2 separate regions of the Homo sapiens genome follow, and region 2 is linked to region 1. A link is a contact called in ENCODE Hi-C data. All regions are on one chromosome and are shown on one strand. The core of a region is the stretch at or near the end of the contact, and the rest is flanking DNA. Distances in the headings are between cores, read along the strand shown. Region 1 holds the start of SCYL2 (SCY1 like pseudokinase 2). Region 2 holds the start of AMDHD1 (amidohydrolase domain containing 1).

Evidence for each region. Hi-C counts contacts between places; a loop is a spot of excess contacts on that map. Pooled maps may share reads with other maps.
Region 2: a pooled map shows a loop between it and region 1 (8-fold over the local background). The contact joins the promoter of AMDHD1 here to the promoter of SCYL2 in region 1. A Hi-C loop is called at or near these places in 5 of 50 pooled maps.

The regions. Positions count from the first base shown.
Region 1 is chr12:100,264,304-100,268,426 of GRCh38, forward strand. SCYL2 (SCY1 like pseudokinase 2) reads left to right here and starts at 2,874. Exons shown (of 18, transcript NM_017988.6): 1 at 2,874-3,489. DEPDC4 (DEP domain containing 4) reads right to left here and starts at 2,776. Exons shown (of 10, transcript NM_001364818.2): 1 at 2,617-2,776. The coding sequence starts at 2,773. RefSeq lists enhancers at 2,619-2,698, 3,369-3,438, 3,449-3,508 and silencers at 3,069-3,118, 3,219-3,298.
Region 2 is chr12:95,940,470-95,944,989 of GRCh38, forward strand. It overlaps AMDHD1 (amidohydrolase domain containing 1), which reads left to right and starts at 2,862. Exons shown (of 9, transcript NM_152435.3): 1 at 2,862-3,066. The coding sequence starts at 2,930. It overlaps CCDC38 (coiled-coil domain containing 38), which reads right to left and starts at 2,145. Exons shown (of 16, transcript NM_182496.3): 1 at 1,962-2,145.

The DNA.
Region 1 (4,123 bases), core at 1,624-4,123:
CAATGGTTAGTTCTTCATTAGGGAGATCAAGGCAAAGAACTAAATAATCAATTTTTTTAATTGTTTAAACCAGCTGTTTAAAAAGTTTGCTAAGGCCAGGCACAGTGGCTCATACCTGTAATCCCAGCATTTTCAGAAGCCGAGGCAGGCAGATCACCTGAGGTCAGGAGTTTGAGACCAGCCTGGCCAACATGACGAGACTCCACCTCTACTAAAAATACAAAAATTAGCCGAGCGTGGTGGCATGCGCCTGTAATCCCAGTTACTCGGGAGGCTGAGGCAGGAGAATCTCTTCAACCCAGGAGATGGAGGTTGCAGTGAGCTGAAATCGCGCCACTGCACTCCAGCCTTGGTGACAGAGCAAGACTCTGTCTCAAAAAAAAAAAAAGTTTGCTGAAAAATGAAAGAGGGTCACATACCCACTTGAGCTGAATACTTGAATATAACCCAATTATCTAAATTATGAAGTGAAACTACCAAACATTGTAGAGATATTGGGCTCTAGAAAGTGCTTCCACTGTTGCTCCCGATTAAGGGGTTTAGATAAAGATGTGCCTTATTTTACATGGACATATTGCATAATGAAAAAAAATTGCCTTATCACATGCTGAACTTACTCTCCAAATAACAGAAATCCCACTTCTCTGGGCAAAAAGAAAAAAAAATTGCTGAGAAATAATGAAAACCTAAAAACAATCAAAATGTCTATTACTGGCCAGGTTCAGTGGCTCATGCCTGTAATCCCAGCACTTTGGGAGGCTGAAGCAGAAGGATCGCATGAACTCAGGATTTCAAGACTAGCTTGGGCAACACAGGGAGACTCTATAAAAAATACAAAAAATTAGTGGGGCATGGTGGCGTGCTCCTATAGTCCCAGCTGCTCAGGAGGCTGAGGTGGGAGGATCACTTGAGCCAGGGAGGCCGAGGCTGCAGTGAGCTGTGACCCTGCCACTGCACTCCAGTCAGGGCAACAGAGTGAGACCCTGTCTCAATTAGAAACAAAAACAGTTGGCCAGGCGCAGTGGCTTAAGCCTGTAATCCCAGCACTTTGGGAGGCTGAGGCAGGTGGAGGTCAGGAGTTCAAGACCACACTGGCCAACATAGTGAAACCCCATCTCTACCAAAAATACAACACAAAAAAATTTAGCTGGGCATGGTGTCGCACGCCTGTAATCCCAGCTACTTGGGAAGCTGAGGCAGGAGAATTGCTAGAACCAGGAGGTGGAGGTTGCGGTGAGCCGAGATCACGCCATTGCACTCCAGCCTGGGCAAGGGAAAAAAAACAGTCTATTACCTGAAAAAAACAGTTAAATAAATTATGGTATACCCTTACTATAGAATAGTAGCCAGCCATTAGAAAGAATGAAGTAGAGCTATGTTTATAGTGTGCAAGGATCTCATTAAGTAGGGAAAAAGAAAAACCCAAAACAAAAATTTTTTAAAAATGAGCTGAGCAGAACAACTTGTATATTATTATCCTACTTAGGTAAAAATGAATTCCCAACCTATGTAAAAATGTATGTAAATAAATAGAAAGATCTGGAAGAATAAACTTCAAACGAGTAACCTTGGGGAAGAAGGATTGTAATGGTGGCTGATGAAAGAGGATGTACCCTTTTAAAGTGTACAATTCAGTGTTTCTAGTACATTCACAAAGTTGTGCAGCCATCACTATTATCTAATTTCAGACCATTGCATCATTCCACAAAGAAACCTATAGTTCGCAGTCATTCTTCATTCTTCCGTACCCCAGTAAAATTTTAATTAAAATTAAATTTAATTAAAATTAATTAAAAAAATTAAAGAATGATAAGGGAATAACTTAGAACTTCTAGAATGTTTTTTCTAGATTTGCAGGGGGAAGTGGGTAGAATCCAAGAACTTAAGCTCTCTTCTCCAACTATGCATAACCGCAAAAGTATGCCCAACTATACATATGTTTACGATAAAATGACAGAAATAAAAATCCACCACCCTCAAATTCCTTCTGTAACAGAAGTTACCCGTCTAATCACTCAAGAAATCTTATCCCCAGACATTGTGGGCAGAGCGGAGACTGAGGAGGGGAGGCCAGAAAGTGATGGGCGGAGGTGGGCAGGAGGGTACTCGACGGGGTAGGTGGAAAATACAGCGGTACAGCCTGTTTTCCATAGACAGTCTACCTCTCTAACCTTCATTAAACAAGTAGGCTAGATTAAAGAAATAACTCCTCTAGCTCAAGGAATTTGCCCTCTAGTACATTAACCCCTTGTTGCTGTAAGTGTAGCCTAGGGACCAGCAGCATTGGTGCCATCTGGACATGTATTAGAAACGCAGATTATCAGACCCTACTCCTCAATCAGAATTTGCACTTTCACAAGATCCTAGGGATTCGTATGTATATTAAAGTTTGAGAAAAAACGCTTTCCTGCACGCTCCAAGGGCACTTCACCACAGTAACCCCTAAAAAGCCTCAGTCCTGGGTCCCCCAGTCCAGTGCCTGGTAGGGCAGGAAGGGGGCGGGGCTAGGAAATGGGCGGGGCCCTGGACCAATGAGGAGCAGAGTCCCAGCCGCCTGCTCCCTTCAGCTGCCCCCTCCACCTTCACTGCACATTTGGCTAGGATATACAGGGCTACCTGTCCTCCTTTTCCGGCAGAAGCCATCTCTACGGTTCCTGGAACTTGGCCCGTTCAGCCCTGGGCCCGGAAGCTCGTTCTGACTGACAAGTCTACGGAACCTCGGAGTCAAAAGAACCGCCATAAGCTCGCGCGCTGGCTCCTCCCCTGGCACCATAGCCCCGCCCCACCTGACACCCGGGGCGGAGAGAAGTACTGGCTCCGCCTCTTCCGAACCGGCAGGAAGTGACGTCATGCCCCCGGCCGGCAGGTCTTTTAGTCTTTTTCCCCCTCCCTTACTCTTCGTCCCCGGTCCCTCCCCTCCCCACCCCTTTCCTTCTAGCTCCGACGTTTGCGGCCGCGGGGGCGGCGGAGGATATGGAGTAAAGCCAGAGTCAGTGGCCAGGCACGAAGGCAGAGCAGGAACAGCCAGGAGGCGTTTATTAGGGGGGCGGGGGGAAAGAGCCCCAGCACCGCCCCTCCTGGAAGAAGGAAGAGGTAAGTGACCGGCCGCCGGCACCGACCGACCTCCCTCACCGGCGGCTCTCTCGCCTGGGCTCCCGGAGCCGGCGAGGAGGGAATGGAGGACTCGCGCCCGGGTTAGGCCTCCCAGGGCCGCTCAGGCTGGTGGGTGTTGCCTGGTGACGGGCCTGCCGGCGGCCGGCCGGGCGATCGGCGGTCGGCGCCCGCGCAAAGCGGGGCTGGACGAGCAGCGAGCTCCGGGGAGCGGATCCGAGAGGGCCGAGTCCTCGAAAGAGGCCTTGAGGCGACGGGAGACCCGGGATCGAAGTCAGCTGCCGGAGGGAGAGCCCCCCATGCCGGCTCGAGAGCTCGGGTTTCGGTGGTGGAGAACGTAGTACCTTTCGGGGACATTGGACACTACTCTAGGACCGGGTGAGAGAGTTCACCTCAGTTCTGAGGTCCGGAATCCGGTAGCCTGGGTCACCAGCCAGGGCCCTGCCGCCCGCCGTCCTTCTCTGACAGTAGCTTTAGTTCTGGAATGGAAGGTTATTGTGTGTGAGGTGGGTGGGGCAGGGGTTTTGTTAAGAGAAAAAACCCCACGGTTACTCCTGCAGTCTTGTTTTTCTAAACGGGAGAATACGGATGGAGGAGGGTTTAGACCGATAAAGCTTGCAAAAACTTATTGGACTTTGAGCACATACCTGTGATCCGTAATTAAGGAGGCCATATTATCAAATCCACCCTCTAAGGCACTCGAGGAGGCTCCAGACAAGCTGCTTAAAAGCGCTATGCCTGTAGTGACTTCATTGGAAGGTGTCAACTATTTTTTAGTACGTCAAACTCAGGAATTATTTGTGATGACACTTTCTAAAAACATTGGATACTATGAGTGAGTTTTCTAAGTAGCCTATCTCCGTTCTGAAAAATAAATAGTTTAGCAAAAATGCTCCAAATCAGCCTGCCACTGTAAAACCCCATTATGTTCTGGTGATGGCTTGAAAGTCAGGTGCTTGAAGATTCCTTTTGGACTTTGCAGGTTTGTTGTTGTTTGGTTTGCTGTCTTATT
Region 2 (4,520 bases), core at 1,612-4,111, 4.3 Mb before region 1:
TGAAAACGAATTTCCAGATGATCTCAATGTGAGATAAAAAGCAATGTTTATCTTCACATGCATATGAGGATTTAGACTGGTTCTCTCAGACCCAATGCCCTTCCATTTTTTTTTCCCACCTCCTCTCCGCCTACCTTGGACAAATACTAGGAAAAGGGGCTGTGAACTGTGTCCTTGGATGGTGTGGGGAGATCACAGTTAGCAATTTTTTGTTTACCTAAAAGCCAGGAGCCACTGGGTCCTTGGCCTGCTTAGATGCACGCTGCCGCTTCTGACTAGGTCAGAGCACAGCACAATGATGAGGAAATTACTTTCACCTTGACCTTTAAGGCACTGCTGGCGTCAGGCTATTTAGTATGGACGCTTCTGTTGACATTTCTGACTGCCCCTTTTGCGAAGTGAAAAAAAACAAACAAACAAACAAAAAAAAAAACTGGAGGTCAAGAGGAAGGAAGGATGGGTTAAGGAGTCAGCATATACAAGTCAGATAATGTGAAAAGTATTTTATAAGAGCTGCTATCGGGATGTTGGTTATTACCAAGGAAAAATGTGTCATCCTTATCCATCTATAACTACTGAACAGTAACTAAGGAAAGAAATTCACTCATCCTTTCTGCTTTTGCAAACCTCCTGTTTGCAGGAGCTTATCAGGTAATGTTGTCTGTCTGGACTGTGAATCAGATGCACAGTTCACCCACAAACATAAATACCTATGAAAAAGAAATATAATTTCTTTTAGACTCACCCAGAACTTGCAAGCTTTAAGTACATGGTCTGTGAAGTCAGGAGAGGAACTATACTATTGGCTGAAATCTAATCTTTAACTTAATTGGCCAGGAAGACAAATAGCAGGATTAAAACACACGAATAATAGTAATAATACCTATTACTTGTTTAGAGCTGGGCACTGGGCTAAGTGATTTATGTTTTATTTTATTTAAAACTCAGACAAGCCCATAAAGTAGAAACAGCTCTCCCTATGATGAGGATGAGAAAACGAGGCTTCGAGAAATTACTGTAAAGAAATTCCCCAAGGTCAAACAGCTTATAGGAAACAGAACTCAGACTAAGACAAGTTTATTGAACCCTATTTTTCTATAATTTTAACCCATCCTTTATACATACAATTGCATAGTTCTGCAAATATGCCTAAAATTGCAAAATGTAACTGATTAAAGTCTTCAGCAGAAATTTTATAATAGAAAATTTTAATATTTCTCTGTGAATTAGTGACTTTATGTGTTTCTATTCCCCACTATTTCTACTTCTCTTTTTAAAGACATAGAAATATATGTATGTATAAACTTTTTAAAAGCTATGCACACACACACACAAACAACCTGTTTGTGATTGTGTATATGAGCTGTGAATAATCTTCTGATGCCCCCTCCCCCCCACCCTTAGGGTCTCTTTCACTCACATTGTCTATATATTTTCCAATTTTTATCTTTCTCTTTCCTAACTGATCTCTCTTTTATAGGCCATAATATGAAGCTAAATTATATTCTTATTTATCGTGGTCATCTAAAGGAGTGTTTGCTTTCTGTTCCAGGTTTTTTTAATGAGACTAAATTAACTTTTATATTTTGTGGGTTTGCAGGCTTAGTCTGCTTTTATAGTATATTATTTGTGTCCACATCTATCACTTTTATTGTAAAGTCTTTACTGGGCAGGGAAAGCGCCTTTCCTATCTTTGTATGTTCCACAAGACTTAACACAGAGCTTGTGATAAACATGAATAAACGAAATCAAGTAATTAAGGACTCAAAAGCCTGGGCCTGGCAGTGTTTCCATAGCAATTGGTAGCAGGAAGCGACGAGGCTGAGAATCACAGACCATCTTCCATAAACTTGATTCTGTCTCCAATTTTGGTCGCAAGTTGCTTGTAGGCCCACCAGACACAGCTGAGGGGTGGGAGGGGGCATGCGGAGGGGCGGACACTGAGCTGAAACCTATTTTACCTCAGCGAGTTTGGATCCAGGAGCCTTTCCAACCTATCGTTCGGGAAGGCGTTGTGGGAAAAGTGGGCGGAGGTGCCAATCGATCCTCCAGTCTCGGCTCTATCCTCCCCCAGCCCGGTTCCCGGTCATCTCAGGGACCGTCTGGTAGCTGATCCCGGAACGCAGCTGGCCAACGGATAAGTGCGGGGCACCCGCCACCCGCGCGGACCCAGGAGCACCTCCCCTACCGCATCCCCCTCCTCCCCACCCCCAGGTTCCCTCGGCTCGCGGCCCTCCGCGTCCCGGGCTCCCGCCCCAGAACCTGTGGGCAGATGTTTCCTCCACGCAGTACCCTCCCGGGGCTCTGCCTCCAGGCTCGCGTCCCAGCACCCTAGGCAGAGGTTTCCCCCACTCTGTCCTCTCCCGGGGCTCTACCTCCAAGCTCCCGTCCCTGCCCCTGGGCACAGCTTTCCCCTACTCTGCCCTCTCCAGGAGCGCTATCTCCAGGCTCCCACCCCAACCCCCCGGGCAGAGGTTTCCCCCATGGCCCCCCTTCCGGGGCTCTACCCCAGGTTCCGGTCCCTCACTCCCGAACACTCCGGGTGCCCTCACCCAGCCAACCCTTGACGCGCTTCCACATACCACGTGATCCACACAGCTCACTTTGATCTCTCGGGGTGACCAAGCTTAAGTTTCCTTATCTGAAAAGTAGGGACACTAGTCTCCATCTCGTTTACTCGGGATGGGACAAGACGACCAAAAAAGAGAGGATTCCTCATCAGGTTTATTACTCGTTGCCATTCTTGCAATGATTACCGCCCCCGTTGCTGTGGTTGGGGGAGGCGAGCAAAGGGCAGCGGCTGCGAGCGCCCGCCCCCGCCCCACCCTCCCAGCCCCGGACAGCGCAGGCTGCGGCTTTTCGTCCTCCACTGAGTCCTGCCGGTGGCCCGAGCCCGGTGGCCTCCCGGCGACCCTCGGCGCGAGGCGACATGGCAAGCGGCCACAGCCTCCTGCTGGAGAACGCGCAGCAAGTGGTGCTGGTGTGCGCCCGCGGCGAGCGCTTCCTGGCGCGGGATGCGCTGCGCAGCCTGGCGGTGCTGGAAGGCGCCAGCCTGGTGGTGGGCAAGTAAGTGGCCGGGCGCGCAGGGTGGGGACCGCCACGGGCGGAGCTGGCCGCTCTTCCTCTCACTGTGCACTCTGGAGGGAAACAACGCCGTGAAAGCGTCCCTGCACAGAGATACACGGGCAAGCCAGCCTTTGGGGTACCTGTTGCTAACACGCTCTGCTGCTTGGGGTTGTCATTCCGTCCAAAGAGCTCAGAGAGGAACACCCCATTGGAACGCATCAGGGTCCTGCCTCTGCTGGTAAAATATCACTGTCCAACCATCAGAAGGGGTTGAGGTCCTCCCCAGTGCTTCTTAAAGGGAGGCCAGAAGACCACCTTTGTCAGGGTGGCCTGTGGTTATTTTATTCTTACGGCAGATTTCTGATTCCACCTGCGTCCCCCACTCCCTATCCCTAGAATTTTAGAATCAGCATCACTGGGGCTGGAGTTCTGAGACCTGAATTTTTCAAAAGTACCTTTCACATCCTCGTGATCTCGTACACTAAAGCTTTAGAACCACGGAGAACATTTAGACGATAATGGCCCTGAGTGATAATAAATCAAGATTTGACCATCAGAAAACAAGATATTTCTCTTACTCATCTGAGCTTCCTGCCAGATATGAATAAAAGAACAAAGTTTGAGGGCGACCTGGGGTAGCAAGGGAAGTTGGATGAGAATTTGAATCCAAAGCGTGCCATGGGACCACAATTGCACACGATCAATGAGTCTCACAAACTGACCACGGCTTATCTGAGGCAGTTTAGGGTTGTGCAAGAGCCCAGCTTTTAAGGGACTGTGGGTTGGTTTAATTTTATTTATTTATTTATTTATTTATTTATTTATTTATTTATTTATTTTTGAGACGCATGAGCCACTGCGCCCAGCCTATTTTTTGTTTTTTTGAGACAGGGTCTAGCTCTGTTGCCCAGGTTGGAGTGCAGTGGCATGATCTTGGCTCCACCTCCCAGGCTCAACTGCGATCTCCACCTCCCAGGCTCAAGCCATCCTCCCACCTCAGCTTGACAAGCAGCTGGGACTACAGGTGCACGCCACCACGCCAGGCTAATTTTTGTATTTTTTGTAGAGACAATGTCTCACTGTGTTGCCCAGGCTGGTCTTGAACTCCTGGGCTCAAGCCATCCACCTGGTTTGGCCTCCCAGTGCTGAGATTACAGGCGTGAACCACCACGCCCAGCTTGACTGGTTTATTTTTAATTAAGGGATGAAAACATTCCCAATTTACTATGAAAATATTATTTAAAATTTTGCTTAGAAAGTTGAAAAATATGTACCTGGGTTGGGACTGGAGTATCTTATAAAAATTATATCAATGCGACCAGGCACAGTGACTCACGCCTGCAATCCCAGCACTTTGGGAAGCTGAGGCAGGTGGATCACCTGAGGTTGGGAGCTCGAGATCAGCCTGGCCAACATGATGAAACCCCATCTCTACTAAAAATACAAACATTAGC